3 separate regions of the Mus musculus genome follow, and all the other regions are linked to region 1. Evidence: chromatin loops called from intact Hi-C (ENCODE). Cell type or tissue: heart. All regions are shown on one strand.

Region 1 (2,500 bases):
TAGAGCAAAACCTGCAAGGGCTTGTGGTTCTTTGAGACTACTTTGCAGAGAAGCCTCCATCTCTGCACCAACCATATCCAGTAGCAGGCAAGCTGACAAGGCAGGGGGACACCACTGCACCACTACAGACAAAAGCGGGACCCCAGAACTCCTCCTCCTTCCATGGGGAGTTTTCCTCTGATTCAGTTTCACTGCATTATATCGTGGGTTATAGTGAACACTCAAAGCTCTGTCTTCCTCACTGAATAAATCATACCCCCCCCCCCCGAGAACAGCACAGGCCCTCCTTGCCTGTGTAGAGGTGACTACCTTGCAGAGTCCAGTGGGAAATGCTGCCTTCTGTTAATTATGGAATGCTATACCTAAGAATTGCTTGAGATCAGTACCTCCAGGTGCTTACTTTATAAATGGGAAAGTGGCAATTCCCAGCTTCAGGTCCCACTCTTCCCTCAGTTCCAGGCTTCCAGACCAGGCCCTCCTCTCCTGTTCCCTGCACCCATGTGCAAGAACAGCTTGGGACAGTGGGGTGTTTCCTGCAAGTGATTGGACTACAATCACTATTTATATATATATATAATAATGATTATCCAGAACACACTGATTCATACCAGAACAGCAATTTAGGGCAACGCACATGGAGCTGAGATTTGATTTTGAGCAGTTTCTTGAATCTCCCACTGTGGGTCTGAAGAGTGGCAAGCCCAACCCCACCAGAATGCTCCCGGTTGCTTGGAGCTCCCACCTCTGAATTATTCTATCTGTTCTCTGTAAACACTTAGGAGGTGGAAAACCTATTCGTTATCCTATCGGCGATACTACACATCGGAGACATTCAGTTCACTGCACTAACAGAAGCTGACTCGGCCTTTGTCTCTGACCTCCAGCTTCTGGAACAAGGTCAGTGGAGCACCACCACCTTGATGGCAAAGTCGTTGGGGGTGCAGTTTCACAGTTTTGCCAGCAGATGGCGACACAGCACAGAATCCGGCTGGCTGCAACAATCACTAGCTGGTCTGAAGTCTTGGGGGGAGGGGAGAACCTCTTTCTTTTCTCGAAAGGGGGTGGTTGACAAACGTGCTTTCGTGGTCCCATTCTGCACAGGGGTATCATCATATACTTTAGATCATTTGATATTATTAGAATATTCTTTGCCCCAACCTGCTGTCCACACAGTATTTGGAGAGGAGTCGTTAGCTAAACATTATAAACTCACAATTACTTTCCTTTAAACACCATGTTCAAAAGCCCCTCTTGTTTGATATTGTTTTCATGGTCACATCTAGTTTTAAAAAAATATCCTCAAACCACGGGCTTCCAATAAATGGCCTATTTTCACCTGTTTCAAAGTTATTTTAATAAGGAATTTGGAAAAAAATAATCCAGCCCTATCTACAAGGGTGGTGAAGGGGAAAATATGTCCTTACTAAATCCAGACAGACACAAGATCCCACCAGTGTCTGGAGTACTAAGGCATTTCTCTAGATGAGTTTAAGCCAGAGAGTAGAAGTTGCTCTCCTTCTAACATGAAGTATGCACACAATGGACACAAATCGCAGTGTTCTTAGTGTTGAAATGCATGGTGCTTTCTTATTTACAGCTGTGTTTGATTTCAGTGGCAGGTATGTTGCAAGTGTCGACCGACGAGCTGGCATCCGCCCTAACAACTGATATTCAGTATTTTAAAGGTAAGTCCTTGTGCAACCTGACTTTTACCTTTGTACAGTCCCTGGGCTTCTTTGAAATGGGGAAATTAAACACAGCCTTGCCTGTCTCCACACGGGGGAAACTGTTTGCATGGACTGAGTGCCAGGAGAAAGCACTGAAAGGCTGCTGTATGGGAACCCTGCCATGCTCCCGGGAGATCATTCTGAGTAACTAGCCCCCTTCCTAATCAACCTGTCAGTTCAGAAAAACAAAGCCATCAATCTAAGAGGATGTATTCTCATAAAACATGGATCTTCATGGGGGAGGGGTGCGGCCTTCTCTCTGCCTTTCCCCGCTCAGAATGGGGGCTGTCATTTATTTGGTGTTTATGAGGGAATGGCATGGAGCCAAATGGTCCGAAGTTTGTCATTTCTGATCTCAAGAATGGTCAGGAGGCGGGCATAACTATTACTCTCCTCAGGGAGGAAAGTAGTCAGATTAAAAGGGGTTAATCACCAGAGATGCCAAGCCACTGGTAAAGAAGCTGTCTACCTTCACAGGGCGGCTTCAGCCCTCTGTGTATGCCTACTCCCTGTGGCACCCACTGGTGCAAGGCCGTGCTCCGTGCACAGGAGACTAGCACTCCTGCATGTGCTTCAGCTATCCACTGAAATGTCAGGATGGATGCCCTTCTTCAACCTTCCTCTTCATAGCTGTGAGGGCTGGCCTCCCCGGGCACTCTATGTCGAACTTACCAGCTGCTTCGTGGGTCTGGCTTGCAGGGATTTTGATGCTTGGCTAATGACCCCTACTGCTTAGAATCCCCCCTTCCATGCTAATCAACATACTGAGTTTT
Region 2 (2,500 bases), 570 kb after region 1:
GGCGGCCACCGATGGCACTCGGCCTCATGGAGGAAGGCACTGCTGAGTGATGAGGCTGGGTATGACTACCACCAGCTGCCCCAAAGGTGCCAGCCCCTGGGGTGGCCTGGGGCTCCAGTCTCTCCTCTTCCAAGATCCGGCCCACAGGGGAGCTCATGAGCACATACTGGTCATTGTCTCCGCTGCAGGAACAGGGAGCCTTATAAGAGCGGGGCAAAGAGCTGTAGCAGTGGCCCGGGATGCCTTTGAGGCCTTCACTGCCTCCACGCAAAGCTGCTGAGAAGTCAGGTGGGGTCCCTGCAGTGCCTGCCTCGCTGGGGGACATGTTGAGGTAGTCCCCGTTGGGGAGTAGCTTAGGGTCTGGGTTCTCCATAGACAGCTTGGAGCCACACCACATTCGCATGTACCCACTGTCTTCTGGGGAGCTCTCCGCTGGGGAGCTGGCTTTGTAGCCACCTCCGTTTACTGGGAAGGTCCTGCCCACCCCTGAAGGGGGTGCTGGCACGGCTGCTCCGGAAGGGGGCAAGGCCGCTGCCAAGCGTGGCTGCAGGATCTGCTTGGGAGCAGACACGCTTGTGGGGCTCATGGGCATGTAGTCATCGCTCTTGCAGCTATTGGGACCACCACTCCTAAGGGCTGCCCCAGGGGTCATGGGCATGTAGCCATCATCTGCCCCCAGGTTACTGCTGGAACTCTTGTGAGAACCAATCTCAATGTCTCCATAGTCCTCTGGGTAAGGGTTGTAGGCCACTTTGGGAGAGGACGCAGGGAAGGATGGGCAGAGGCGACCTGAACTACCAGAGAAGGTGGCCCTCATGAGAGTGTATTCATCTAGAGAGGCAGAGGAAGGCTGAGGTACCTGCCGCTGCCTGGCAGGCGTGGTTAGGGAATAAGTCCTCTTCCTCAGTCCTCTATCCAGGTCCTGGGCCCCATCCCCTGAGACCCTACGGTAAGGGCGGCCACAGTGGCTCAGGGGTCTATCCATGCTCATGTACCCATAGAGTTCGCCCCCACTGCCATCTCTGGCTGGCGGGGTCTCCGCTATTGACTCGGGTGTGTTGCTCCTGTGGCTACTGAAGGCTCTCAGGTCGCCAGGGCTGGAGCCATACTCGTCAAGGGACATGAAACCCGGGTCGCTGGGGGAGCCCGAGGCGGAGGCACTACCGCTGGACGGACGCTGGCCTTGGGGGTGATGCAGTGGATGAGGCAGGTGCGGGTGGGAGCCAGGTGGCAGCGGGTAGGAGCCCGAGCCGTGCCCACTGCTGGAGGACAGGCTGCCTGGGCTGGTGGCTGCAGGAGGTGAGTGCGCCACGGGCATGGACATGGAGCGGCTGTGTTGCAGGGCTCCCCCTGCCGGCGCCAGAGTCACTTTGCTCGGGCGGCCTCCGCAGCCGGCGCTCAGGGTGTGCGAGCGGCTAAGGGGCGCGCGCACCGGCCCGGGACTCAGGGGGCTCCCTGCCACCGACATCGGCCTGCCTCCTGCCGTCCCGGCCCCGCCTGCCGCGCCGCCGTCGCCCTCGCTGGCCGTACGAACCCGGCACGAAGTGCACTTGGCTGCTGGGGGGGTGGCCGCCAGGCTGTCAGTGCGCGAGCGGCGCACCAGGCCGGTCTGGCTAGGGGGTAGGTTGACTAGGTGGTGGTGGCGGCGCGCGCCCGGCACGCTGATGGGATGCGTGGCTGACGACCCGGACGACTGACTCTTGCTGCGAGGCCGGAACTCGAAGAGCTCTTTGAGTGCCTTCATAGCTTCTAGGATGGTCTCATGGATGTTCTGCGCCACCACCGAGTCGTCGGCTTGCATCCACAGCTCCCCGGGACCGGTGACGGCCGAACGGCCCACCTCGATGAAGAAGAAGCTGTCCGAGTGGCCGCAGCGGCGAATGTTCATAAGCTGCAGCGTCACCGACGGCTGTTCGCAATTGAGCTTCACGAAGCCGATGGTGCGCGCAGACAGGCATAGGCGGTATACACCAGTCAGGTTCTTGCTCTGGCCCAGTCCCTTAGGTTTCAGGTTCACCTGCCACACCTCGCGGTAGACGGCCGTGGCGGGTGTCACGAGCCCGTAGTTGTCATCGCAGCCAGCGGCGCCCGCTGAGCCGCCCAGGACGCCCGGGAGAGAGGCGCTGCAAGAGCCTCCGGTGGTGCCCGAGCCCCCCTCGCCAGAGCGGCCTTCGCTGACCAAGTCGGTGAGTGCGCGGTACCAGCCCTCCTGCTCCTGCTCGTTCTCCGCCGCTACAGCGAAGTACTCGTCCTTGGTGTAGAGGGCGATCAGGTACTTGTGCTTGGCGTCCGCGCGCTTGTTGATGTTCAGACAGCAGTCGAGCGCGATCACTCGCTTCGGCGCGCCCGCCTTGCTCCTCCACTTCTTCTCGCTCTCGTAGTACTCCAGCCGCGGAGGCTGCGGCGGCGACCCCCCAGCCGCGGATGCCTCGTCGCCGCCCGTGCCGGGGCCGCGCAACACGAAAAAGCGCTTGTGGCCGTGCTTCTGCTTGCGCAGGTA
Region 3 (2,500 bases), 570 kb after region 1:
GGCAAGAATGTAACTGTTGTCTACCTCACTCAGTATCTGTGCTTGGAAGTGCCAACAGCTCAACAATCAGAACGTGTAAAAACTCAGCAGGCAAAAACAGGTGAAGCTCTATTAAGTTCAAGGTCAGCCTAGTCTACTCACAGCCCAGTCATGTCTCTTAGTGAGACCTTGTCTCAAAAATGAAACAAACAAAAGAGGAGAAGAAGGAGGAGGAGAAGGAGGGGAGGAAGGAAGGAAGGAAGGAAGGAAGGAAGGGAGGGAGGGAGGGAGGGAGGGAGGGAGGGAGGGAGGAAAGAAAGAAAGAAAGAAAGAAAGAAAGAAAGAAAGAAAGAAAGAAAGAAAGAAAGGAAGGAAGGAAGGAAGGAAGGAAGGAAGGAAGGAAGGAAAAAAAGGAAAGAAAGAAAGGAAGGAAGGAAGGAAGAAAGGAAGGAAGGAAGGAAGAAAAAGAGCTTATGTGAATGTGTATACATTGATTGTATTATTTCATTAGACACTGTAATAGCTTTCCACCTTAGTATTCATTCTGTCCATTAAAAATGTTGATTCGCCGGGCGTGGTGGCGCACGCCTTTAATCCCAGCACTCGGGAGGCAGAGGCAGGTGGATTTCTGAGTTCGAGGCCAGCCTGGTCCACAGAGTGAGTTCCAGGACAGCCAGGGATATACAGAGAAACCCTGTCTCAAAAAAAAAAAAATGTTGATTCAACAGTCTTGATAATCCTAGGCACTAACTCAAGGATGGTTTTCTAAAATAAAGGCTTACTGAATGCTACAACCACCATAACGTATAAAGTAAGAACTGCCTGCTTCTGGGTCCACACAGTGGATGCCAGGGACATTAAGAATGTCTCTGAAAAAATAAAAATAAAAATAAATAAAAAAAGAATGTCTCTGAAGTGACACAGCTATGTTTTCTGAAGGAGAAATAGGGACAGCTGGGAGTGACCTTCTGCAAGTCCCTGAGCCTCTGGAGAGCAAGGTCAAATTATGCTCTTTGCTCTGTGCTGTGGATCAGGAGCAAGCAGTTGGCCTGGGCTCCAGAAGTAACTGACACAGCCAGCTGCCTCCTGCCAGGTGGCCCAATGTTTGCTGAAATTGTTTCTCACTCCAAAACCTGCCATGTCCTTACAACCATTAGCGGGCTGCTTCTCGAGTCTGTATTGTAAGGTTGTTTTTAAAACCCAGCCTTAAGGATTTCTACCTCGGGAAATGTGACTGGCTCTTACCCACACTGCCACCCACTGGCGACGTCTTTTTCTAAGGCGTCCAGTGAGCACAGCTGCCCCTCTGCTGGTGCCTGAAGGGTTGTTTCATGAAATTACTTCCCACCTACCGTACATCGGCTTTGCTGAGATCCTGAAGGATGGCAGTTAAATGTGATTTAAGATGTAAGAGAGACGCATCGGTGCAGAGGACAGAGTAACAGGTGAGGAGGGACGTGATCAAGGCCTGGGAGCAGACCAGCAACTGTGGAACGAATATGAGCACATTCAACACCATAGGGTGCAAAATATCTACTAACAACAATTTAAAGTTTCGGAAAACAAACCAGCACAAGAAATCAAGAACTTAAACTCAGGATTATGCTATGCCTTGCTAGATAACACCAAAGCTAACCTTCCTCTACACTGGCTATTCAACTTCAGATGCTTTGTAGAATAAGCCAGTGTCACATAGAAAAATTTCAAAATGAAATAAAAAAATATGAGTGGGAAAGAAAATAATATGAATGACAAGTGTCAGTCACAAGTGTGTATCGGTGTTTCTGAGTAAAATAGTTAGAATTGTGTGCTAATGACTTCTTAGCTCATTCTGAATATGCAACCTTTTTTTTTTTCTTTTGATTACTTGGTCTCAGTTTAGACCATGTTGGATTCTATTTTATGCTGCAATATAATGGCAATAGGAAGATCAGTGGTCTGTTTAGAGAGAGCTATTATTTGCCTAGAAGGAAGGATCCCAAAGGCTTGATTGATGTGTGTCCTGCCAATCACATCCTTGGGATTCTGCCTTTACAACAAAAGCTGGCATACAGTATCAGTAACAGTAGTTGGGTCTGGAGAGATGGTTCAGTGGTTAATAGCACCTTCTGCTTTTCCAAAGGGCCATGACAGATGGTTCACAACTGTCTACACAGCTCTGGGGAATCCAATGCCTCTTCTAACCTCTGAAGGCACTCAAATACACGTGACATTCACTCAGACAGACACACACACACACACACACACACACACACACACACACAGAGATAAACTAAATATTAAAAAATAAAATACCAGGCGTGGAGAGACTACTCAGTGGTTAAGGGCACTTTCTGCTCTTGCAGAGGACTTGAGTTCAGTTCTCAGCAACTACAGGAGGTTTACAACTACCTGTAACTCAAGTTCCTAGGGATATAACACCTTCTGACCTCAAAGCATCAGACAGGCATGTAGTGCACGTAGATATGTGCAGAGGACGTTCACACATGCATATAAAAATAAATCTTAAAAATGCATCAGA

Evidence for each region. Hi-C counts contacts between places; a loop is a spot of excess contacts. Peaks named below come from ENCODE experiments on the same cell type or tissue, not always from the same donor. Only the 100,000 strongest peaks of a DNase experiment are listed, where the experiment ranks them.
Region 2: it touches region 1 in a loop (4-fold over the local background); 18 of 42 quality-filtered maps call a loop at or near these places.
Region 3: a loop joins it to region 1, with 7 times the contacts of the local background. A loop is called at or near these places in 19 of 42 quality-filtered maps.

Annotation. Positions count from the first base shown.
Region 1 is chr8:10,438,020-10,440,519 of GRCm38, forward strand. It overlaps Myo16 (myosin XVI), which reads left to right. Exons shown (of 35, transcript NM_001319151.1): 18 at 780-897; 19 at 1,614-1,685. Among named protein-coding and RNA genes, the nearest start is that of Gm51561, 9.0 kb to the left of the region's middle. In heart, no CTCF peak of the experiment used is centred here; a DNase peak (open chromatin) is centred at 952; H3K27ac peaks cover 251 bases.
Region 2 is chr8:11,005,826-11,008,325 of GRCm38, forward strand. It overlaps Irs2 (insulin receptor substrate 2), which reads right to left. Exons shown (of 2, transcript NM_001081212.2): 1 at 1-2,500. It overlaps 9530052E02Rik (RIKEN cDNA 9530052E02 gene), which reads left to right and starts at 2,025. Exons shown (of 5, transcript NR_046017.1): 1 at 2,025-2,186. In heart, a CTCF peak has its summit at 1,365 (motif pointing left); DNase peaks (open chromatin) are centred at 246, 596, 1,326 and 2,276; H3K4me3 peaks cover 2,500 bases; H3K27ac peaks cover 2,500 bases.
Region 3 is chr8:11,012,328-11,014,827 of GRCm38, forward strand. The region is part of intron 1 of 9530052E02Rik (RIKEN cDNA 9530052E02 gene); the gene reads left to right. Among named protein-coding and RNA genes, the nearest start is that of Irs2, 4.6 kb to the left of the region's middle. In heart, a CTCF peak has its summit at 1,252 (motif pointing left); a DNase peak (open chromatin) is centred at 1,214; H3K27ac peaks cover 709 bases.